3 separate regions of the Mus musculus genome follow, and regions 2 and 3 are each linked to region 1. The links are chromatin loops, found by intact Hi-C in ENCODE. Cell type or tissue: heart. All regions are shown on one strand. Region 1 overlaps Gm46959 (a long non-coding RNA gene). Region 2 overlaps Gm31686 (a long non-coding RNA gene). Region 3 overlaps Gm38809 (a long non-coding RNA gene).

Region 1 (8,000 bases):
TTGCTTGGGTCCTCTGTGTGCTGTCAGCAGACCCTGGAAACTTGCGGTATTGGACAAATTGAAGTTGGTTCAAAAGGATGTCTGAAGTCATTCTGTGTTGAATTAAGAAATCAGTAGTTCAAATGTGGATGCAAATTCTTCATCACTTTAGCAACTGAGAAAACTTTCCAGATGTTTCAGAGAGCTGTAAAATACTGTACATTGTTTTCTTTTTCAATGGGAAATTATTCGCAGGGCAATAAAAAGTTGTTTTTTTAGTAAACAGATTATGTTTCAGGCTGCGGTGTGAATGCTTAAAAGGAACGATGCAATCTGCCACTTTTTAAAAGGGGGTTTTAAACATGTCAGTACAGACCTTTCAATCCTCTGTCCCATAAATTCTACTTTTTAAAATGAAATCAACGTGAGCCCCGAGAGCGTGCATGCTACTATATCAAAGCCAGTGAGTTTGGCTGTTTATTGCCACCCATGCGACGTGGCAAAGACGCCGCCTTTTCACATGGGACGTTTTCCTCAACTTTACACCGAGTGAAACTTAATTGCTTTTCGTGTCCTGGGATCATTAGGCCTTAGTACTCCCGGAGGTGGAGGCAAAGGAGAAGCTGAAAAATAAGTCCGTTAATACGTTTCACCTGGAATTCCATCCGTCCTTCCTTGGACTGCCGGTGGTGTGGCAAGTTGCAGTTTGCGAGGCCACTTTCTAAAAGCAGTTCACTTCAACACGGGTAAAATGACTCTTAAGCCAGTTTCTTGTGCTTCAACTATTACTGCCAGGCAAGCGAACAGGATGTGTGATTCTTTCAGTATGTTTGTTTCTAGTATGTTTGTGTCTTAAGAAGGAGGAAATATATAGTCGTCAGAGGAATAGAAAGAAGCCTGGGCAAAGGCCTCCAAGGAGTGACAATTGTACCTACGGAGCAGAGAAAGGACAGATCTGCACAGCCATGCACAGCACAAGGCTTTTCTTCATGTTGCAACACTGGGCTGTGTCCTACTTCTCAAAGGGATTTATGGGTCCTCTTAGATTTAATTACAAATCATGTATGAAAGTTTCTTGCTGGGTATTTGAATGAAGATTATGGTAATTATCCAACTGAGGGTATGAGAAAGGGTACAATTCAAGCCAGTTGTTAGAATTGCTGGCAGAAGTGAAGAGTTCCTGCGAGGATAATGGAAGATGAAAGAGAGAAGGGCTCATGGGAGACAGCCCTTCAGTCTGTGTCCTTGTGAAATGCAAGCAAACCCACGTCATGCTGAAAACACCCTCCCATCCTCCATGGGGATGCTTGCCCCCAGTAACCCACAGGAGACTCTGGTAACCACAGGGAAGGCTGTTATTGAGAGTGGTCTGATACACTAAGACTCTCACCTAATATTGGCCTCTGAGGATACCATGGATGAAGACAGAGTTGGAAAATATGCATCCTTTTTCTTGGCATAGACCTGGAAGATGATGGTTTAATGATACCTTTGTCGCCAATAGCTTTCATTTATGTCCACTCTGGCGTGGCTCAGTAGAACTAGATCCTGACTACCCTTTGTCCTGACCTTCTTTTCAAGATGGCAGCTGCCATCCTTCCTTACTGGATAACAATGTGACTGTGTGGAGAAGAATTTACCAATGTGGGACTGGCTGGATGGCTCAGGGAGGAAGGGCAGTTTCTGCTAAGCTTGATGACCTGAGTTGGCCCCCTGGGACACATAAGATGGAAGGAAAGAACAGACTCCTGAAGGTTGATCCTTCCCCTCCCCCATCCCCGTGCAAGCTCATATGTGCATGTGTGCACAAACAAACAAATAAATAACTCAATAAAATCTAAAGTTAAAACTGTTGCCTATTTGGGTGCTGGATACCAGCCACACTGCCATCTGCGTTCCTTGCAGTTTGAGCACCTGGATCTCCAGTTTATTCTGAAGGCAATTTTTCAAAAGGTAGATCTATAAGACATATCCAACTTCACTGCTTACGTAGACCAGTGGTTTAGGAGCCTCTGTTTTTGCAATCTGTGAACACCCAGAGCTCCCTGCTTTCCTTCCCTTCCATCTCTGATAGGTTCCTCCCCTGGGAGACGTATGCTGAATCCCAGCAGAGTGAACATCAGCCAAGAGAGCTCTGCCTTGTCAAAAATGATCTCCCACATTCCTCCCATGAAGTTTTGAAGGCCTAGATGTAGTTTCTCAGCTAGGTTTGGGGAGTTCAAACATGCCAGATAAAGGAAAGCCCCTTGGGAAGACAGACAAAACAGACTCACTAGTGGAATGTGTATGTGTCTTCATAGACAAAGGGCCCCCGAGGAGGTGACCCTTATGCCAAGATTTGAGACTGAATGAGATTGGACTAGTAAAAATAAAATCCCGAGAGCATTGGGCAGAACCTTGAAATGGGCAGTCTGGGTGGAGAGGAGGCCAGAGCAATGAGGGGGAGAAGAAGGGGCTGGAACAACTGATGGAGGGAAGAGGGTGGGCGGGAGAGCAGACTTTAATGGAGCATTGACAATCCACTCCTAAGGGAAGATTTTTGAGTTGGCTTTTTCTTAAGTAAGCATCGCTTGCAAGGTTTTGAGCTGTCCATCCTTAATTGGGAATGGGGTCAGGAATGGGGCAATGCTTTAAAAATAGTGCTTGTTTGTTTGTTTGTTTTTCCCATATGGCCCTGATCTAATTGTACCGAGGTAACAAGAAAAGACTGTGGGTCCTGGTGGGGATCAGGCTTAATCACAAAGGGAATCCATGAGAAGTTTCAAATAGGGAAGTGACATCTATTTACCTCGTGCCACCAGCTACTAATGCCTAGGGCTTGGATGAGGGCAAAGGACAGGGTCTGTAAAAGTCATGATGATGGATGTTAAGGAACTATCTATATTAAGTATTGAAGGATGACTTGGCTGGCTAAAGAATGAACGACTTTTGATCACAGGGAATTTAAGCCAGAATTAGTCTCTAACTTGCAGCTGTTTTGAACCAATGAGTACTGGCAGTAGCCTTCTAAAAACTGTACACCAAGAAGAAGCTCACTGTGGGAGGGGTAGAAGCCATCGCTGACATATCTGCCTTGGGATAGGAGGTACGGTAGGCAGACATGAGTGTTCCTAGATTGAAAACAAATGTGTAACCTCAGCTGAAATATGCAGAATTGTTTCATTTGTACTCTTGACTAAAACGGGGAAAGGATTGTGCACACTGTAGATCATTTGTGTCTTATGATGAGTTGAAGGATTTTTTTTTAATAATAATTCAGTGGCTCTTTTTGAATATCCAGATGTTAATAATAGTTTCCTGCTATGTGATTAGAAATGAATCTGCCAAGGGAAAAATCCATGAGGCCTTTTCTCTTGGGGGAAGCTGAGTTACTTCTGTTATGTTCTCAGGCTTCCTGGGGAAGTCTATCAACATATGAATTAATGATGGGAACTGGAGTCTGGCTGGTCACCAAGGAATTACCCGCCTTGTTTTCCAACTTTGACCTTTATTATTTACACACTCAGCTTGAAATAGGACAAATGCAGCAACTTCCCAGCTATTTCATTCCTGGAAACCCAGCCATAGTCTGGATGCTTCTGAGAGTGGAAGAGCTATGCATTTCATAGGGAGTTTCTGCTGTCTCTGGTTCAAGAGGCTGAGACCTGCAACCTCATTAATTAAGAGATGATGTGAATGGCAGCTGGGGACTCTCTCTTTTCCATTATAAATTCCCTGACAGAGAAAAAGTGAAAATTCACACACACACACACACACACACACACACACACACACACACACACCCAAGCTTCTGTGAAATGTTCAATAGCTGGCTTGAAGGACATAACAGTGTTTAATTGTTCAATGCTTAACGTGCTCATTTAGTTTTCTCTCGAGAATAGGTTGTCTAGAATAGATCTGGAATCTGTTTTGGAATAAACTGTTCAAACATTACAACACACCATTTGCTGACATAAAGATGTCATAGACGGCTCTAATACTCAGGGACTGAGGCATCTCTGGCATCAGCCTGGTAGTACAGATGCAGCTGCAATGTTTATATGTCATCCCATGTTTAGGCACCGTGCCTTTAACAGTTTGTTGTTCAATTTGATCTTCTCTTGCAAAGTGGAAACATCACAGCAAAGGGGAGGTCTCTCTCAGTGCTGTTTACCAGAGGGTAGTTTTTTTTTTTTTTTAACTTGATGGCATTTTCCTGAGGAGGTAAAGGTGAGCTGAGTCTTGTAGGAACAGCAAACTACAGTGAAGGCTGATGCTTTTCACTCACAGCGAGACAGGTGCTGAGGTTGGCACATCTTCCACCACCAGGGCTCAGTTCTTCCGCAAGCGCACTTTCATGGGAACGGTTATTATGATTCCCATTCAGAGAAGAGGAAACCAGAGTTTACTAACTTGCTCAACAATATTTCCAGGGTCATCTTCTCAGTGGGAACTGTAGCTCTGAGGCACTCCCAGCACGCTCATGGCACTCTTTCTAGAAACCCATGGGATCAATGTGCTGTCGACCTCTGGATCTGGATAGTCTACAACTGAGGATTCAAATAACAGTAGATTGGATATATGCCTTCTCTACCCAGCATGTCTTGTCCCCCCTCTCTAAACAATGTAGTTCAACTGGGTAGCATTTACACTGTAGTATACTAGGCATGAAGAGACAGTTAAGGACACAGGAGGATGTGTGGGGGCTATATGCACACAACATTGTGATTCATCATTGTGACTTCACCATCTTTGGATCTGAGATCCACCGGAGATCCTGGAATCAGTTCCCCATGGATACTGAGAGACAATGGTGGGTTTTCTTTTGTTTGTGTTTACTTTGTTTTACCTTGTCCATGGGGCTGTTTTTTTTTTTTTAACTGATGATGTAAACACCTCAGAAACAGAACTGGTATAGTCAAGGCAGAGGCACTGTGCGCGCGCCCTGATGCAGCTCTCCACCATGAATTTGTGAAGGGAGGAAAAAAAATAAAGCCAGTTTCACCCAATAGCATTCTTCATGGAGCAGTAAAATATTAATATTCATTAAAACAAAATAGAATATTTATTTTCTTAAATCATACTCCCTAAGTTCACATTTTAAAAAAAGATTCAATTTGTAAAGTCCTTGTCCTGTTCACAGAAAAATTATTGCTGCCTTGATGAAAAGAACCAGCTTGGTGGATTTAGCTGTGAATGGAGGTGTTGCGTCTCCCATGGGGCTCCAGTTTTACTTGTAGGAATGACAGAAAAACTTTGGATATTCAGATTTATCGATCTATTTGCATGAATAAACTGAGTGAACTTGTTGTGTCCAGAACATAACTGATAGTGTTTATGGATAAGATTAAAAATTGAGCTTCCCGAAGAAGTTTGGAAGTTTTGACAATTTGGTTTCGCCATCATGCGCCTGTGAGCTTCAGAATGGGTGAGGAGTATGCCAACGAGCTGAGAAGACATGTTGGCTTATGACTCTGTGCCACTTGTGATTCTTCTGTAAAACAGAATGTGCCAGAGTCTGAAAACTTATAGAGCAGAGAGAATTAGTATTTGCGCTTAAAGTTACAAAACCACGTGTGGATGAAAGTCCAAGGTGGACAACGGACCTGACTGTACCCATACTGTAATGGTTTGGTTCTTTGGTGTGATCACACAGCAGTGGTTTGGCTCTGCACTGTGATCATGCAGCAATGGTTTGGCTTTATGTTGTGACTGTACAGCAATGGTTTGGCTCCATGGCTTCAGAGGCCACATTTTAAGTAATCTTTAAGAAGCTGCCGCTTGGCAAGTTCTGGTGAACTCGCACCTCTTCGTAGCCCTCTGTATACCTCTACGTACTTGAAAAGTCTGTCCAAAGGCCTCTTCGTGTTAGAAAGCAGCATTCCTGATGCTGCATAAGCTCTGTGTAACTTCAATCACAGCAGCATATGACAATGGGTTGAGTATCAGGAGTGGGTAAGAGAATTCACCGTAGTTTGTTAAACTAGACAGTTGTAAGATCTGCAAAAGTGTAAAAGAATGCCACTCCCTTCCAAACATTAACCATCGTTAACTGTGGCAAAATGCAATTAACATAAAGTTTATTGTCTTCTACTACACATTTAGGCTGTGGGATATGAGAAATCACTTTCTAACTGAATGGGAAATTTCTTCTTTGCTGGCTAGCTTTCATAATGCCAGATGGTGCTATGCAGGATGCTGAGGCAGACCAGAAATCAATGATCTTATCCTATCCTGAGTTTCATGTGCTCAATTTGAACCCCCCAGGTAAGATTGCCCGTGGGCACAACAGTGGCACAACTACTGTGGGCTAAGGAACCACTTTCTGATCGGCCTTGAGGGCTGATTCTCAGGAAGGGATTTCGTGCCTGGTCTTGTAACTCCGTCAACGGCCCATAGATGGGGAGCTCATAAGCCCTAGAGCAGAAGCTGTTATTGTTATCCTTAAAATAGTCATGCAGTCATATTGCCCTCTAAATATTTGTGTTTATATCCCTAGGCCTGGCTGCTCTCAATCTTGTCAGAAGAAGTTTCTCTTCCATTTTTTTCCCCAAGAAAGAAAGGGGTTGTTTCATCCTACAGCTTGTAGTTCATCATCCAGGGAAGTCAGAGGAGGAGCTCAAGGCAGGACCAAGAGGACCAAGAGCAACTGAAGCAAGCAGGACCAAGAGGTAGCAACTGAAGCGGACTGTGGAGGAGTGCTGTCTACCAGCTTGCTTCCCAGGCCTTGCTCGGTTACTTCCTCTACCATCCAGGACCACCCACCCAGAGGCAGGGACACATATCAATCAGTAATCAATGCCTTACACGCTTGCCCAGGATCCAATCTGCTGAGGGCCTTGAGAAATTTATTTTTGTGGCAGGCAGCAGTGGAGAGATGCAGGACAAGTCCAAGTGCCGAAGAAAAGAGGACAGGTGCTCAGCATCCTTAGGAAGTCCCTACCGAGGTTAAGGGAGGACCCTTGAAGACGAGGTAGAGCGAATGTAAGAGGCAGGGGGTAGGGAGAAGTGCTGTGAAATCCTGTCTTCTGGACATGATATAGCTTACACAATCGTGAACTGACAGCAGCATAGTTATGCATACAAGGCCTGGACAAGATCAAGCCAGCTAAAATGCAGACCTTGATAAGAATGCTCTCCAGGTTTCACCGCTCACCGAGGAGCTGCCGCTGGTAGATAGTTGTTGACAGAGGAAAAATTATTTGGTTTTGAAGATGTGGCCACTGGTAAGTTTCCCACACTCACTAGATGGCCCCACACTTGTGTACAGATGAGTGGTACCAACTAGACTTAGTGAGTTATTGAAAAACAAAACAAACAAACAAAAAAAAAAAACAGACATCTTACCAAGTTGGTGTGTGTGTGTGTGGGGGGGGGGTATAGAAGGAGTGGGACGGTGATATAGGGTTATGTGGGATTATACTTCTTTATGTATGTGTATGAAATTCTCAAAAATAAGAAAAATATTTTTGTGTGTGTTCACCATTTTAAAATATTAAAGCATATTCAATTGTGCAATCCGTCTCAAACCTTCTATCTCCAAATCAAGAGTGTCTGGGCTCTCAATAGGGCAGGATACCAACAATCTTAAATTCTGTGGGAAAAGAATTTGAGAAATGTGGCCTTTGTTATTCTTAGTAAAGCCCTAGTCCTCTCTATACCTGATTTTGACTCTCAAAGCCATGCTAGCTCTGTTGGAGCAGGTGGTTAACCTTGAGCCTTTCCTCTAAAGCCATAAGACAGACTTTAAGTTCTTAATTAAAAACCAGGTACACAGTCTTGTCTCCATTTCTTGCCCTCGTAGAGTTGGATAGGAAGCATTGTGGATGGTGTTTTCTTTCAATGGATTTGGTCCAGGGCTCAAAAGGGTCTTTCCAAGTAACCTAACCTGATCTTTTTCCTAATGCTCTTTAATTCTGAAGATCACAGATGACCTGAACCTAAAGATAATCAGAGAGAAAAACAATTCAGTACACTCCACACCTGAAGAACCAGCCAGGAAGCTGGGTTACCTGCCCTAGTCAACAGGGACTAGGCTGGCA
Region 2 (8,000 bases), 98 kb after region 1:
CCAGTCATTCCCCTGAATACCTCACAGAGCTAAAGCCGAAAAGAAGGGACCCGGGACAAAGAAAAGATCAGGAGAGCAATCGGCTTCAGGATGGGGAGAGAGGAGAGCGGTTGAGAGAATTCTGCTTCCTCTTGGGGAAAGGGGATGTTTTGAAACTGAAGTGCTGTGTGGACCGGATCCGCCTCTCTAAGCCATGCAGCAGAGGAGAAACCATTGCCAGTTATGTCAACGGCAGGAGCAGCAATGTTATTTTTGTGACTAAAGCTCTTCCCCAATAAAAAGGGGGGGGGGCATTTTACTTTCTCTCCATTCTTTTATCCCACCAAGCCCCTCTTGTCAACCACAAAGAATACAATACCAAACGGCCCCATCGGACACTTCCATCATTGAAAGCAGTCTTGTTGCTGTGTTACTTAAAATATACAGTAGAAGACAAGCTATTTGGAGTGGGTAGCATGTCACCTGACACAACTCTGGGCAGACATTTTCATGCCAGGAGTGGGAGCAGAGAAAGGAGCTGCACCTCAGGCTGAAAAGCAAAGTACACTCCCAGGAGGCGTCCGGTCCACTCTAGTGCCAATGAGTAGTGTTTTCCTGTTCTTGTTGGCGACCAGTTTCTCAAAACGGTAAGGTGATATAAACTAGAACCCTGCATTTTGACCTGAGGAAGATGGGGCAAGGCAAAGCTAGTTGGCATTTAACACATATGTGGTTCATAAACTTTGGCCTCCCTGGTGGAAGAAGAAATGGCACCTCCCCATAAAAGCTTTATTGCTTTTACTGTGTTTGAGCCTCTAACTGTCAGGCAGTTTCTAGGCTCCTTGTGATATCTACTGCTTTGTTTAAGCTCCGATGGTCTACTGGGGAGCATTTGATATGTATGTATGTGTATATGCACATATATATGCAACTATGCTATATGTACACATATATGCATATATACAATAGATTTCAAAAGAAGCAATTGGATACCACCATGCACCTAGAACTCTGTGAAGGTGATGGGTTTATAGCCTAAGGATGACCATATAACCACAGAAGAGCAGAAAAGTCCAAATAAAATTTTTTTAAAAGGAGAGAAAATGCTTTGGCTTACAGCTTTTTGCCTCCAAAGCCCATCTCTTCCCTTGGCTAATCCAACAGGCAGAAGGCTTAGCTACACATTCCACTTCTGTCTTCCCCATTTAAAAGGATTCTGGATTTAGTTAGAGTCTAAGATGAAAGAACTGTAGCCTGTAGCCAAAAGCAGAGAGATATTCTGTTCCGGCTTCCAGAGAGCCCTGCTCCCTGCGGATTGCAATGTGGCTCGCAGGCCACTGTGATCTCTTCCAGAGCAGACTCAGGCACCAGGCAACCTCTCTCACTTCCTTGCAGAGCCTCTCATGCGGGAGTCTCAGAGTTGGGAGGAATCTTAAAAGTTTTGTGGTCTTATCTTCACCCCTTCCACATCTAACATCTGCGTCTCTTAAAGGACCAAATGTCGTTATCAAACGAAAGGCAGTGGTTTGTGATAGATGAAAAGAGCCTGGCCCAGCTGTATGTAGTGAGATTTACAGAGCGAATCCATAGATGGATTCAAAGATGCAGCCTGTGGCCCAAGTGGCCCATCCGCAGAGTGTGAGTTATATCCCAGACAGACAGGCTGGACCAGAGCCTCCCTACCACAATAACAACCAACGCCCTTCAATTTTGAAGCTCTGCCCAGGCACACTCAAGCTACTTGCTGCTCCCTTTTCTATAATCCTTATTTCTTGAAAGTGCCTACACAGCTCATGCAGTTAAAAAAAAAAACCTCCATTCCAAAGCCATCATTCTTAAAAGGCAACATCTTCTTTTGTATATTCTGTGAGCAGAATTATTCATCAGCATAGAACTATCATCCTCAAGGTACCAAGGAGCAATCGACCTTCAGTGCCTTACCTGGCCTTTTACATAAGGAATATAAGAGTAAAATGACTGTTCAATTTCTCAGCAAAAGTCATTAAAAACATATATACCTTTTGACTTTGCAATTCTGCTTCTAGGAACTTATCTCAAAAAAAAACCCATATTAACCAAATAGCCAATATCATTTAAGATAATTTCCATTAGCTTGCCTAGAGAGATGGCTCAGAGGTTAAGAGTTCTTCCTGGGGTCCTAGCTCTGCTGTCACAGGCAGCTCATGACTGCTTAGAGCTTTAGCTGCAGGGGATCTGACGCCCTCTACTGGCCTCTGAGAGCACATGCATGCCCATGTGTAGACACAGACAGACAACACATACCTGTACACAGTAAAACACATCTTTAAAAGATCACACATGGCTTAATGCAATCATTATTTATTCTTAACTTAGGATGCTGTTCAAGGTGAAAGGTTAACTTCCATATGTAATTTAAGGACCCAAATCACTCTATCTTGTAATTGTGATATGAATATCAAAATCCTCCCTGACGAATGAGGAGAGAGCAAAGAGAAACAGCTGAGTTCACTAAGGATGTTGCTCATACAATTATGACTATCTTTTTATTTATTTATTTTTTTGCCAGAAGCTGGTGTAGTGGCCACAGAAACTGCAAAGGGTGCTTTGAAGTATTATGTTCAATTTTGCTTAATCGATGGCTTATTCCCAGATTATCTGAATAGAGAACATACACCCATAAACGTGACACTTATACAGCCATTAAAGAGGTTGTTCTCCCTGCCAGCTAGCTTTCATAGTCCAGACAGTTCTACGCAGGCTGTTAGGGGAAAGATCATCCAAGCTCTTACCCAGATGTGAAACCTACAAACTACAAGATCAACCTGCCTGGCAAGATGTGCAATTATGGAATTCCTATTATAGGGGTAGCCAAGCACTCTCTAATTGGACTTAAAACCTGCTCCACAAGAGGGAGCCCATGCCTGGAAGCCTGGTCAGAAACCTGTGCCCTGGAGGGGAACTGAAGACTTTGTTTAGCTGAACTGACTTTCGTGTCATGCACAAGGCACTAGTTTTAACCCCAGCCTGGGAGAAGGAGGGGGTGGCTTTGTACACACCTGCAACCCCAGTTCTTCATCAGTCCAGGCTTACATAGCCAGATCCAATCTTAAAGACAAGAAGTGTCACAGGAAAGTAGTGCATGACAGAGTACAATTACTCTGGTGATAAAAACTCTGTAAGACACAGACAGTATATCATTTCAGTATATAATCAATACAAATTAAAATAATAAAATATATGTTTCATATTTTATTGTTCTCTCTATGTGATGTCTTTAGAATCTGCATGAATTTCTCAGGATGGTATTGTTTGACCTGCCACAGTAAATGCACGTAGCCAGTAGGTATTGAATGGGCAGCAGTATGTTAGAGTGTGAGAGGGGTCCCAGTGTAGGGGATGCAGCAGTGTGAGGGAGATAGGAGGAGGACATTGTCTAAGATACACGCGGTGTTTCAAAATGCCACTGAGACCGGTCTTCACATCTAACACTGTTTGCCATGTTCATTTCCATGCTGGCCACCAGGGGTCACTAGAGAGGAAGAAGTGAATTTTTTTTCTTTTTCTTTTCTTTTTTTTTCCTAAGGAAATGCTACAGCAGAGGCCTGAAGAACGTATTCACAAGTACAGATGCTCCTCGGTTTACAACGGGACTATGTCCCCAACAAAACCATTGTAAGCTGAAAATACCATGAATCAAAATTACACGTGTACACGAAACTATGAAATACCAGTAGGCAAGATCCACCAACATGTTGTCGAGTTTATGATAACTATATTATAGTTCGTGAGATGGACTCAGTACTGGATCATAAATAAAATACAGGCCTGTGGTAAGCATACACTTCATAAATTGTTTACATTTGTAAGTTTAAACTAGCATATATTGAACTCCGTATTTGGGGTGGGGGTTGGAATGAATGTATGTTGGACTGCTAGAAAATGAAAAATGAAACAGCAAGACGAACATTGGGATCAAATTCAGAAGTGACTCTAAGTTCTAGAGTGTGCTCTGTGAACCAGAAGAGTGACAGCTACTCAGTGTCTGGGACAGAGATGTGTACTCAGTGCCACCTTAGTCTGTGATAGTCAGTAATATAGTACCCATTTCACAGATGAGGACATGGAGGCACAGAGATCTATGGTACATTGCAAAACATGGATTGTGCCTGTCCTACCTGTATGAAGTTTCACTGCGTGGGTAGAATGACCCTGAGCATGGAACGTGTGGGATATTCTACCTTAGAGCAGTCACCATAGATGCCCTGAGAAGAAGTGGCGGAGAGTAGCTAGGTCAAACCTTAATCAGAGAAAGGAGGTGATTAGACTCACACTAACCAAGAGGTGTTTTGGAAATACCAGCCTTCCCTGGTTCATCTGTCAGGATGAGTTTGAGTTAGGAAGAATCTGTAAGAAAACCACGTAATATTCCAAGGACAGATGTCAGTGGCAAAATGGCCAAAGGATTTTAGAAGCAGAGCAGGCATTGTGGCCACATCCCTGCTTTATGGAAGATGTGCCATGCTCACATGAATGATGTGCCTCACACTAAACCTTGGCACTCGACTGGGACTTTTAACTTCCCCATTCATTGGCTTTTCCACAATTAACCAATTAAAAATTCTGGAGCCATAGATATTTGGGCTGGAACTGAAGTCAGCTAGAAAAAAAAATCCCCACACAATACTACCTCTGTTTTGTACAAATAATGCCTGTCCCATTTCTCGATTGCTCCCATAAACAGTCATCTCATTTGTCCTTGACCATGGCGCCATCCTCCCTCCCTCACAAGAAGGAAGGTAGACTGAACTAATCCTCATTATTTAGGTAAACTGAGACACGAGGGAATGGGGCTCATTTCTGAGTCAAATACTCACATCCATCTCTTACATTTTTGAAATCAAAGTTTATTTTGATATAAAAAAATAAGTAAAAGTTAACACGGGTACTAAACTTAAAAAAAAAAATCAAACTCCTCAATAGAGTTTTTTGGAGAGAAAGAGCTTTACAAACATGTCATTATTTAAATTAGAAGTCAGGGTTTATCTGAGATACATCAAAAGGAAGAGTGCCCTGCAATAAGTGGGAAATAGTGTATTTTCACTTGTTCTGTTTGTATATGGCGACTGCACGTCTATCTTGCTTAGTAGGTACACCAAGGGACTGTTTTTACCTGTGCAAACAGCACAAAGCAAAGGAACAGGCAAGGTGGGTTTCCTGCCTGCATAGCACCACCAGGGGGCGCAGAAAGCACCAGCTGTTGTAAAAGAAAATAGACACCAGGTGGCGCCACTCCGCCATTTTCCTTCAGTCTGGTTTTAATGTAGTGTTTTATTTCTTTGTTTAGCAGTGAAGTTAATGGCTTAGTTTTAGCTGTGTAAAACACGTTTCTATTTTCCTAGCCTCTTACTAACATGTCTGGTTCCTACGCCGTTCTTTTCTAAAAGCGTAGTAAAAAAGGGAACTCGTTATTTGTCTAAACCTACCTTCCCCATAGCATATTTTTTAGGACATTCAATCATATCCCAGATTAAATTTTCCTCTTTGGTCTTTCGCAGACTTTCTGGAATTTTCATTTTAGTTCGATCTTTAAGAGTCAGAATTCTAAATTCTACCAGAACTACAAAAGAAGTTGGAAGCAGAAGAGAGCAGGGATTTTTGCAAGAGCTGGGGGATTGGCTCTTAGGTTGAATGGTGTGAAGTAGTTTATCCAGCATCACCCCTTAGTGAGTTAGGGGTATATCTGTGAGCTGTTCCCCTGCCTGGTGTCTCTCTCTAAGGATCCTCAAAGATGTCTTCCTCCCTTGGAAGTCTATGAGATCATGTATAAGCATAACCACGCCCCCTTGCCTTCCCTAAACATACTTCTTGGGTATGTCTCGCAACTGATGCCACCCCAAAGTGTAGATGCTTCTCTGGGGCATAACACACGCACGTGACAAGTGCGGCTTAGCTTTTCAGTCCACCTTCTGTGGCTGGAGTCCTTCTGAGAACAGATTGGCTCCATCCTTCCTGCCTGAGTGGTGCTAACTCACTAGTTAGCAGATGGGCATGGGGTTCAGTGTTCAGCACCGTAGTGGATATGTGGAGAGACACACAGCCAGGCACTGCTACTCTGGACAAGTTGTCCGATATTGATGAGTTAACAAAAAACGGAGTTGCCAAATGAACCTGATCCCTAGCTCGCCTTACCTGACTCCTGGCTAGATTTTGCCCACAGTTAAGTCACCATGGGAGGTGCAGGATGGTTTTTTGTTTGTTTGTTTGTTCCATTTTGTTTTTGTTTTGTGTTCTTTTTTCTAGAATCCCCCAATTTGTTATACAGAAGAGCTGAGGGGAGCTGAGATGAGATAATTCACATTCTTTGTTAGCTGATAGCAGATGTTAGACCTCATGATCAAAGGTGCTAAACTCTCTAAGAAGCAACATGCACACACACACACACACACACACACACACACACACACCCCACAACTGTTCACTAGCCTTAACAATACCTAAAATCCTGGAATGGTCACAAAGAGGGAATCTTTGACAATATCCCCCAGAGTTGATGAATTCCCCTGTGTGCACTCACCAACCTAAATGTTGCCTAGGGAGCCCTTTCAAATGCTACTGGTGGGGACAAAGGCTTTCTGCTAATCTCTTACAAACAGAGAAGTGTTTCTGTCTCATCTGTTTGCTGCATGGTTTTATGTGTGTCGTGCTGGTGAAGGGGTACCGAGACAAGTGGTTATGTGACCCCCCTGAAAGCCATAGCTACAAAAAGGTGCGAACTTGAATAATCACGAAGCTAATGTCATCTGAGAGGGCTTGGTAGAACTGTGGAGAGTTACTCTAAGCCCTGCTGTACCCACAGATGATGCGGCAAGCACAGCCTGGCTCTCTCTGGTCATGAGATGGCAGGTTGCGTGGAGGCAGGAGATGCTAATTGACTGGTGGGCTATTTAGAGTTAGGAGGCTGAGGTGGTGGGCCAGGGACAGAAGGTGAGGGATGCTGCCTAGGTCACAAACTCAATCATTGAAAGGCCCCTGTAATGCAAGCTGGAGCCCACAAGAGCAGCACACAAGGTGGAGGGATTCCCAGAGGTGCTGACGGTTCATCTTCTAGGTTAAACCAGAGGCTTTCCAAAGGCTGCTTGCTGCTAATGAACACTGAGGAGTGTTAGTACATGAATAGAAGAGATACCTTTGCATCAAATTAGCTTGGAAAATGCTTTATTGAACAGAGTCAGTCAGATTTCTTTGGTACCCAGGAGCCTTTAATCGGCTACAATGGTAAGGACTTAAGAAGAGGAGCCCTCACGCCGGGCTTCCCAAGCTTCTTTAATGTAGCATTCTCAAACTTTCCAGTTCTGAACCTTTTTTTTTTAAAGATTATCTCAGAATATCTCAGAATGAGTCTTCAGAGTAACACTTTTTGAAAGACAACACCCTATTGCATCCTAATTTACTTAGTATTAAATTCTATTTATCAGGTTTCAGCGTAAGATTTCAGAGGACAGGGCTGTCACACAAGCAAAGGATTCAACACATGGACTGGACGTGTGTGGCACCGCCCAAGCAAACCTGGAAGGGGCTGGAAGGATGCCCCCCACCCTTTCTCCTCATTTGTTTGATGCTGATGGTTCACACGCTTGAACATTATCTTAAAGGATGTAGAATGTAGATGCCCCATTTTCAGATTCTTGTTCTGTCATGGGTCTATGCTGAGTCTCTGAAGGCGGCACATGGGTCTCAGCTACGGTGGCCATCAGAGGTGGTGAGTGGGTCGGAGTTCGGGATGACGACTTGGACCTACTTGGACTGTCCGACTAACTATACCTTCTGCTGCGAAGACAAGAAGAACAAACACAGTTCCCAGTTTCTACAGCAAAGACAGTGCCAATTGATATTACACAGTAAAATGCAACGAGATTAAATCAATAACATCTGCAATAAGGCATAATGAAGGTAAAATTATATCTCTGGCTTCCTCAACAGCTGTGAATCTATTTTTAATGATCCTCATTTTTGGCAGTCAGCTAACAACTTCTAAAACG
Region 3 (8,000 bases), 57 kb after region 1:
AACGCCATGCCAACTATGCCTCAGAATATGCAGTTGTCGTAGAAGCTATGACCCGAGGGCTCCTAGACACCCAGCCCTCTCAACTACAGCCTCCTCCAAAGTGACCCCATTCTGTCTGAACTGACCAGACATCTGCAGTGGTGCCATGCTCACTGTGGCTTCTTGACATTCTCTGTCTGCTTTTCTCCCGCCCCAGGGCACATTTTCAAGCTAAAGCTTACCTAATTTAGCTTCTGGGACAAAATATCTACTTTTCTGGGAGGCTTAGAGGCTCTGTGACTTTGCAAAGACTCTTAAGAAAGCTTGAAGCAATCCAAGCCTCCCAATGCATGGGGAACATTTGTGTATACACATGTGACTCCTAACTATGCCTCTCCCCCCAACATACACACAGTCAGGTACTCACACTTACACACTCACACAGTTCACTCTCACACATACACAGACTCACACATACTCCCATGCTCTCAGTCTCTCTGTGTCTGTGTCTCTCTGTGTCTGTGTCTCTGTGTTTCTCTGTGACTCTGTCTCTGTCTCTCTGTCTCTGTCTCTTTCTCTTACACACACACACACACACACACACACACCTCTAAGATTTAGAGTTCTGTGTAGATGTATCCGTTCTAGACTTTCTAGCACTCTCAGAAGGTAACTTAGTCTCTTAAGACCAGGTTAAGCATCTGGACGCGTCAGCAAACAAACATGCTGTCAAATAGCCTCTCTTTCAGTTTTACAGACATATTATCCTGCACTAAAAAGCAATATGGATAAGATTTTTGATATTGGAAGATAAGTTGCACTCTGAAGCGATGGCTGTTGCTTTCCTTTCCCATGGACCTTGGTTGTCCTTGTGACAGGGACCGCCACAGTCCTGCTGAGACACACACGGTGGGAAAGATTCCTTGGAGCTTTTTCTGCAACACAGAGTGGAAGGATCTATTTAAAACAAACTGTCTTTAACTGCAACCAAGCTGGGGATCTAACCCTGCAGATTTCTAAGCCTGCTTGTGGGCGACAAGGCACAGACCCAAACGGAAAGCAGTGCAGAACCCTCGGGGAGAGGTAGACACAGTGGAGGCCAGTGCACCAATTAGGGGAGAAGCGAAACAGATGACGCCTGACATGGGCTGGAGAAAGAGGAGAGGTTTCAAATACACATTGAATTCTGTTTTCTCCAAAGGTCAGCTTTAATCAAGTTCCCATGTAAATATTACCAATATAAACCAAGTAATGGAGGTTAAATGGCTGCGCTTGAGGTCACTGACTCTTGGTCAAGCTGGAAGATTTCACATGAAATGGACCAGTTGTAATATACCTGGAGGGCCTCAGGCCCAGCCATGAAACTTGAGCCCCCTGCCTCCTCTAGCTGTCAGATGGAGTGTAGAGTGAAAGAAAGAGGGGGGCAGGGCAAACACCAGATGCATAGGGGCCCTGAGGATTTTCTAAACACATTAAGCTTAGACTCTCTGTGGCTGAGAGTAAATGGGCAATCTCATGTATGTTTGACATATATGTTAGTACTTCTTGTTTGTTGATGTCATTATGAAGGGACACCTAACAGTCCTAAGAGGATTCCCCCCTCCTTGGTTCTATGGGTCTTTGATGCATTCTTTGCAGAAGTGCTGCAAGATCTTGCTTTAGAGGCAGAGCCTCTGTGCCCAACTAGAGGAGAGCCAGGCCTGCAGGGCTCTATTCCTAATGTATAGGGGAGGAAACTGAGGTAGAAAGGTCAGATAATTTGCCTACGGCTGCAGGGTTGTAGGATGGGACTTGAATTCAGATCTGACATCAGTCCATGTCTTTAAGCACACAATTCAAATCATTTCCCTAACTGGCATCCTTAAACTGGCATCTTCTCACACCGGCTTAATCTCAGTTGTTTTCAACTGGCTTCTAAGTAAATGCAGCTTGCCATCTAAATGCCAGAGTCGCTTCTTTGGAAGATGGTCTTCTAATCAGAGATGTGGACAGATTCCCACATATTTTAAGCCTAGAGATAAACCCATGTGCAGAGCACACACACACACCATGGAGAGTGGGAAGGATGTTGGGCCAGCTCCTAAGAGTAGCAAGGGAGCCTTCCAGCAGCTACTGCTCACTAGTTCTAGGAGCTTCACTGCTGCCCCAGAAACTGTCTTGCTCGCTCTTGAACCAACCGCATGATGGGGCAGAGTGAGACTCAGTCAGGGTTTGCTTTGATGCCTTCTTCTCTGCTTCCACAGGAAATGGCCTGAGAACCCAAGGCTTCTGAAATGCTCTGCCTGTCATCTTTATGGGAACACCAGACCATAAAGTGCAGAGAGATGTGTGCAGATAACTGTGCTATCGTTTTCAAGGCAAAAAGGCTTAGTAGGGCAGAACCATGACACTGATATACAAAAGCACAAGCCTAAAGAAGCTGTGCTCATCCAGTTCCACTTTCCTGGGACTGTGGATGGAAAACACGCGCTTCACTAGAGAGAGAAGTTGATGGTGTCCCCGGGAAGCCTTGTGCCTTCAGATCTTCTGGAGCAGTTGTCTCTAAACTTCCATTCTGCAACAGGCAGGGTTTGCATGCCTGAATAACTCAACACCAGAAGTGAGAGCAGTTCATGACTCATATGTGTCCTGCACGCATCAGGGACGAAAGATGAGCAATCATGTGTGCAATGTACAGGGGATGGAGACCTAAGTAGGTCCTGGTGTGATGTTTTGGGGAAATGGTTGGAAGGATGCCCTGGGTAAGAACTGAAGGTGGACCAGCGGCTCAGAGGAAAACAGAGTAGAGAATAACTCAGAGTGAGATGAGAGGATCTCCGTGGGCTGGAGAGGTGACTCAGTGTGCTACAATGATTGCCAGCAAGCCTGACAACTCCAGTTAGAGTCCCCAAGATTCACACTGTAGAATAATAGAACAAATACCTGCAAGTTATTGTCTGACCTCCACATGAAAGTCAGATGTATGTTGCAGCCGTGCATGTGCACATTCACACAAAATAAGTAGGCAAACGCAAAAATAAAGGAACTTCCTTTGTGGAAGGTGGAGGCATTTGCTTTACCCCTCTGGCTCTCAAGCCACAAGTGAATAATAAATGAAAATGGCCTGGTCAGGCATGGTGGCCTACGTGGGAGGCAGGACTGTTGCTATGAGTTTAGGACTACCCTGATGTATATAGATTGAGACTCTTGCTTCACAAAACAAAACCAGAAAACCCAAAATAGCTCAGAGAAGCAGCATGAGGGGCTAAAGTTAGACAGCTGGCAGCTGTTCCTGTAGAAGACTGATCTACACAGACTCTTTAGTTCTGGTTCAAATTACAGTCAAAGATGAGAGATGGCAATGTGAGATCTTTTCAGGAGAAGAGACAGAAGAGAATGGGTCCTGTGCTTACTAAGGACACCAGAATTCCACAGGATTGTCCTTTATTATTAGCTTCTGTGAGCTTTGCTAAGTCACTTCACACTCCTCCTCCATAAAATTTATTTTCCTCCTCCATAAAAACTGGTACACTGATTCAGAAAATACCTGTTTATCAAATGCCCTGTAGTAATGATTAATATCACATATTTCATTCTCAAGATGTCTTGGTTTAGAGCACATGTTATGTGGTTGCCTCTCTCACAACAGTTACCATAACAATCTGATGTGAGCTCAGCTAATGTTGTTTTTCTCAGTACTGTGTAGACAGAAAGAGCCAAACAACCAGCTCCTTTTCTTTAAGAAAACAATAGAAAAAAAAAGCTCTAATTTCTTGAGTTGACCACATATTTGGTCTTCTCCCTGGGTGCTTTCCAAGTATTAGCTGATGCGACGTGCACGAACATTCTCAAGTCAGAGACAGCTCTTATACCACTGGGAGCACTGAGTCTCAAGAGGAGAAGGGCATGTGGCCTGTTTAGATCTGAACCCAGGTCTCTCGATCTTGAAGTCACTTTTCAGCTTCCTGTGATGCTGTGGTTTGGATAACACATTTTATCAACAGTCAGAGCACCAGCCCACCAAGGGCATGGTCTGGTTTTAGCCATGGTCTGGTTTTAGCCATGGTCTGGTTTTTTTGTTTTTTTGTTTTTCTTGGCTGAGAAAGCATTAACCCTATAAATCCTAAACCACATGACACTGGTGTATTCAGATGAAATACCTTCCAAACTTGAGATGATTTTCCACCAGTAACTTTTTCTTTCTTTCCTACAAAAAAAAAAAAAAAAAAAAAAACTCTAGACATGTGGACCACCATTGTCTCTGGCACTCTAAAGGTTAATATTTACTACAAAAGGCAGACCTAGAGATTACTGGGACATCATGATTCTGATTAAATCACAAGGGTGCTGTTACCCCCCCGCACAGCAGCCGGCTCAGGGATAAAAACCATCCAGCACTCTGAGGTCACACTCAGAACACAGGAAGGGCTGGAACAAAGTGAAGGATCTGAGTGCAAGGCGTAAACAACTAAGCAGGGTTGCAAAGGAGACCAGAAAGGAGCTGTCTGGGATCTGCTTCTGCTTTTGTGACTTTCAGGGCAAGGCTTGAGGCCTCTTAGATTTTCAAAGAAAAGTAACCAGAAAGGAAAGAAGAACAGCTGGATACAGCAAGGACATCAGTTGGATCAGACTGTCACCAAGCACTGGGCATGAACTGGTGGGGTGGTCAGGCACTGTGGACAAGTGCCTTTCGTTTAATTGTTTTTTTTCTTAAACATTTTCTCCTCCTCTTCCTCTTCCTCTTCCTTCTCCCTCCTCCTCTTCCTCCTTTCCCTCCTCTCCCTCTTCTTCCTCTTCCTCTTCTTCCTTCTTCATCCTCAGCCATGCTATCCCAGTGGATATTAGCTGAAAACATTGCCCCCTTTTTTATCTGGGACAAGCTCACAAGTGGTCTGGGGTAAAGCTGAGTTGTCTTTGGATTCCTGTTAACGTTTATTTTGGTTATTGTGCAAGTTTGGAAGGACGGAAGAGCTATGTTGAGAAGACTGCGTGTTTATACAAGATGTAGAAAGAGAAAGGCTCCTGGAGTGCTCTGAGGACAAGGGAATCCTGTTTCCTCACTCAGGATAAAGATGAAAATGCTATGACCTTCTGGTTTACCCCAGTGCTAGTTAGCACTTGCTGAAATGTTTGGGCTCTGAGATATCACTAGGCAAGGGCTACCATAGATTTTAAAACAGTGTTTTTGCATGGGATGGATCTCGTTGTGAGACACAGTATGGCTTCTGTGTTAGGAATGTCTCTTTATACTCACAGCCCAATATCCCCTGCCACAACCACGTGTACCCTTGTGGATATCAAAGCTAGACTCTCCAGAAGCTATCTGAGGTGCACAGCTCCAGATCCTTCTAGAGCTGAGAGTTAGGGCATCCTTCAGAGGAGTTGAGTTCTATTCCCTGCTCCATGCTATGGGGGAGGCCCCTTCTCTGGCTTCCTGGATGCTGTCCTTTCTGTCTCTCAGTAAATCACTTTGAACTTGGAGAACACGGGAGGGACAGAGTACACCCAGGTGTCCCGAGTCATGAAGCACACTGGCTCCTCTGGGGGCCCACTAGACTCCCTGAGCTTTGACAACAGTGAAATGTGACAAGAAAGTAAATATTCTTGTGCCCCACTTAACCAGAGGTCAGATGTCCCTCAACCTCAGCCTTCTGGAATTCAGCTTGAGCAGCAGGAAGGAAGCAGAGCAGGCTGGAAGCGGCGGAAACCCCAGTCACAAGGCGGTGCACTCTAACGATGTCTAATTGACTCTTAATTAACGCACACTCCTAATGAGCCCACTTATTTAGTCACTTGGGCCACAGCGAATTAAAAGCAGAAAATTGAGGGGGCCAAGGAAAAAGGAAAGAGAGATTAGTGGTAATCACCCCAAAGGCCGTAGGAAATGAAGACAAACAGCTTGACATCAAAGAAAGAGATAAAAAGCAAGCTTTCAGAAAGGGGTCCCAGAATTAGCAAGGCCAGCAGTCCTCAGCATCTGTAATGGGTCAAACATCATTGCACATCTGGAAAGCCTGAGGGCATCACCGCCACAGTGAAGACACAGTTCCTGCCCTAAAAGCCAAGACAACGTGCACGCAGGGGTTGAAGTGTGGCCAAGTCCCCACCTTCCGAGTCCCACGGTTCTTCTCCCATGGAATGATTTACTCTGGAAGCTTGTTGAGAACAGCAGGCATCCTCACAAGGCTCCACTCACTGCAATGCTGACTCAGAACCATGCTTCTGAGAACTGGTAACCCCTTCGCTGTGCTGGGAGTCCTAACTTAGGCAACCAACTCAGCGCACTGGGCCTTGACTCATTTTAAAACAAAACATTCAAGCTGTTCATTTTCTCTGTTCTTCAACTATTTCCTGGTCCACTAAAGCTTCTGTTGACTGTTGGCACTGAGTAGGTCCTGCCAGGCCTTGTGCTTTGTGGAGTGGCATCTGGTCATCCTCATGGGAACAAAAGAGCAGGCAGAGCTGACCAGTTCAGTCAGCACCTCTCCTTTCTCTTAGTTATCCAGTCTATCCCAGACAGTGGGCTAGCCCCAGAAAGTGGACACTTCTATTTGCTTATAAAATACCCAAGTGCTAATAAGCAAATATATGGTTTATATCAGAAAACACAAAAGATGCAGGTTATCTAATTTTGCTTTTCTTATTTTTTAAAGGAAGATGATCTCACTTTTTAAGAACACTGGTATAAGGCTTAGGATAAATTCAATTCCATGTATTTTAAAATGTTAGCTATTTGGGGGATAAATTTACTTCATTGTAAATTCTTAAGGCTCAGGATAATTTCTGGCTTATGGTCCAGAATTGTTTCCAGATGAATGAAAGAATAATTGAATGAATGAATGAATGAATGAATGAATGAATGAATGAATGTCTTAGGATTTGAAATAGCCAAGTTTTGGGTTTCTCAGGATGTTTATCTATGCAGAATCTCTGTTTCTTTCATGATGGTTGGCAGTTACAGTACACAGACTGAAGGGAATAGGGGGTGAAATAGAAAAATAGTTCTCATATTCGTAGAAAGCACCTGTTAGGATTTAGGGAGCATGTTTAATATTTATGAAACTCGGAAAACCTTCTGGGCAAGACAATGACTCACAGCTCGTGAAGAGGTAAACTTATGTGCCATTCTGTAACAGGTATGCGTTAAGTACCATATGTGTTCTTGACGTTGTATGTGTGTAAAACATTGTTTAGGAGTCAGGAGTCATTTTCTTTCCCACGGATATTCTTTGTCTGATGCAATGAATTCAACCAATTTCTTTCTTTTTCCTTTCTATCTATAGGAAAGAAATGCTCTTAAAACTAATATATACTAGGTCTTTCTTTACAAAAACGTTTAAAATTATGTTGGCTCCACACAATGTAATCTGTGGCTTAGGTCCCATGAAGAGTCACTTTGCCAAGTGACAAGCACATATTCCTTTTGTTTCTTGTTCGCTGAGATGACCGAACCTCTGCTCCTGGGGTGTGCACAGCCATATTGGTATGCCAAGTGCATCAGGGAGCACAGAAGTCATTTGGGAGCTAAAAGTAAGAGTTATCTGCAAACAGACACAGTAGAACTATCTTGGAAGATATGGAGTAGGGGGGCAGATGTTTTACTTAGTCCATTGGTTCTCAAGCTTGCTGGTCTTGGGATCTCTTCACATTCTTAACAGTTAGTGGTGACCAGGCTATGCTTATAAACATCATAAAATGTTCTAGATACAAGGATGCAGATTCTATTGGTCATAAAGATGATGAAAACATCGTCTGACTTCTTGTCTCCAGAAAAACTACACTGTACATGAGTAGACAGTTGAGCATTGTTATAAAGGTATTTTTAATACACAAATCCTGGAAGGGACTCAGAGCCCCCAGACCCCTGCACAGCACCATGAACCACTGATGTCACTCATTCAGGAGACAAAACAGTCATCCATACCAGTCTCCAGAGGGGTCAACCAAGACAGAGTAGTGACACTTGGCTGGTAGAGGCTAAAGAATCTCATGTGGACTGTGTCTGCCTCAGTGACAACTCCAGCCTGCATTGCAACAAGCAT

Evidence for each region. A loop is a pair of places that touch in the nucleus more often than their neighbours do. Peaks named below come from ENCODE experiments on the same cell type or tissue, not always from the same donor. Only the 100,000 strongest peaks of a DNase experiment are listed, where the experiment ranks them.
Region 2: it touches region 1 in a loop (2.9-fold over the local background); 3 of 42 quality-filtered maps call a loop at or near these places.
Region 3: it touches region 1 in a loop (10-fold over the local background); 5 of 42 quality-filtered maps call a loop at or near these places.

Annotation. Positions count from the first base shown.
Region 1 is chr6:51,032,228-51,040,227 of GRCm38, reverse strand. The region is part of intron 3 of Gm46959 (a long non-coding RNA gene); the gene reads right to left. It overlaps Gm31746 (a long non-coding RNA gene), which reads left to right. Exons shown (of 2, transcript XR_869077.2): 2 at 6,458-7,293. Among named protein-coding and RNA genes, the nearest start is that of Gm31746, 25 kb to the left of the region's middle. In heart, no CTCF peak of the experiment used is centred here; a DNase peak (open chromatin) is centred at 3,437.
Region 2 is chr6:50,934,511-50,942,510 of GRCm38, reverse strand. Gm31686 (a long non-coding RNA gene) reads left to right here. Exons shown (of 4, transcript XR_377658.3): 2 at 1-626; 3 at 3,545-3,791; 4 at 7,437-8,000. Among named protein-coding and RNA genes, the nearest start is that of Gm31686, 5.9 kb to the left of the region's middle. In heart, CTCF peaks have their summits at 2,206 (motif pointing left), 2,848 (motif pointing right), 3,488 (motif pointing right) and 5,211 (motif pointing right); DNase peaks (open chromatin) are centred at 1,330, 1,660 and 5,200; H3K27ac peaks cover 961 bases; H3K27me3 peaks cover 1,377 bases.
Region 3 is chr6:50,975,192-50,983,191 of GRCm38, reverse strand. The region is part of intron 2 of Gm38809 (a long non-coding RNA gene); the gene reads left to right. Among named protein-coding and RNA genes, the nearest start is that of Gm38809, 11 kb to the left of the region's middle. RefSeq lists an enhancer at 862-2,121. In heart, no CTCF peak of the experiment used is centred here; DNase peaks (open chromatin) are centred at 4,381 and 5,641; H3K27ac peaks cover 5,104 bases.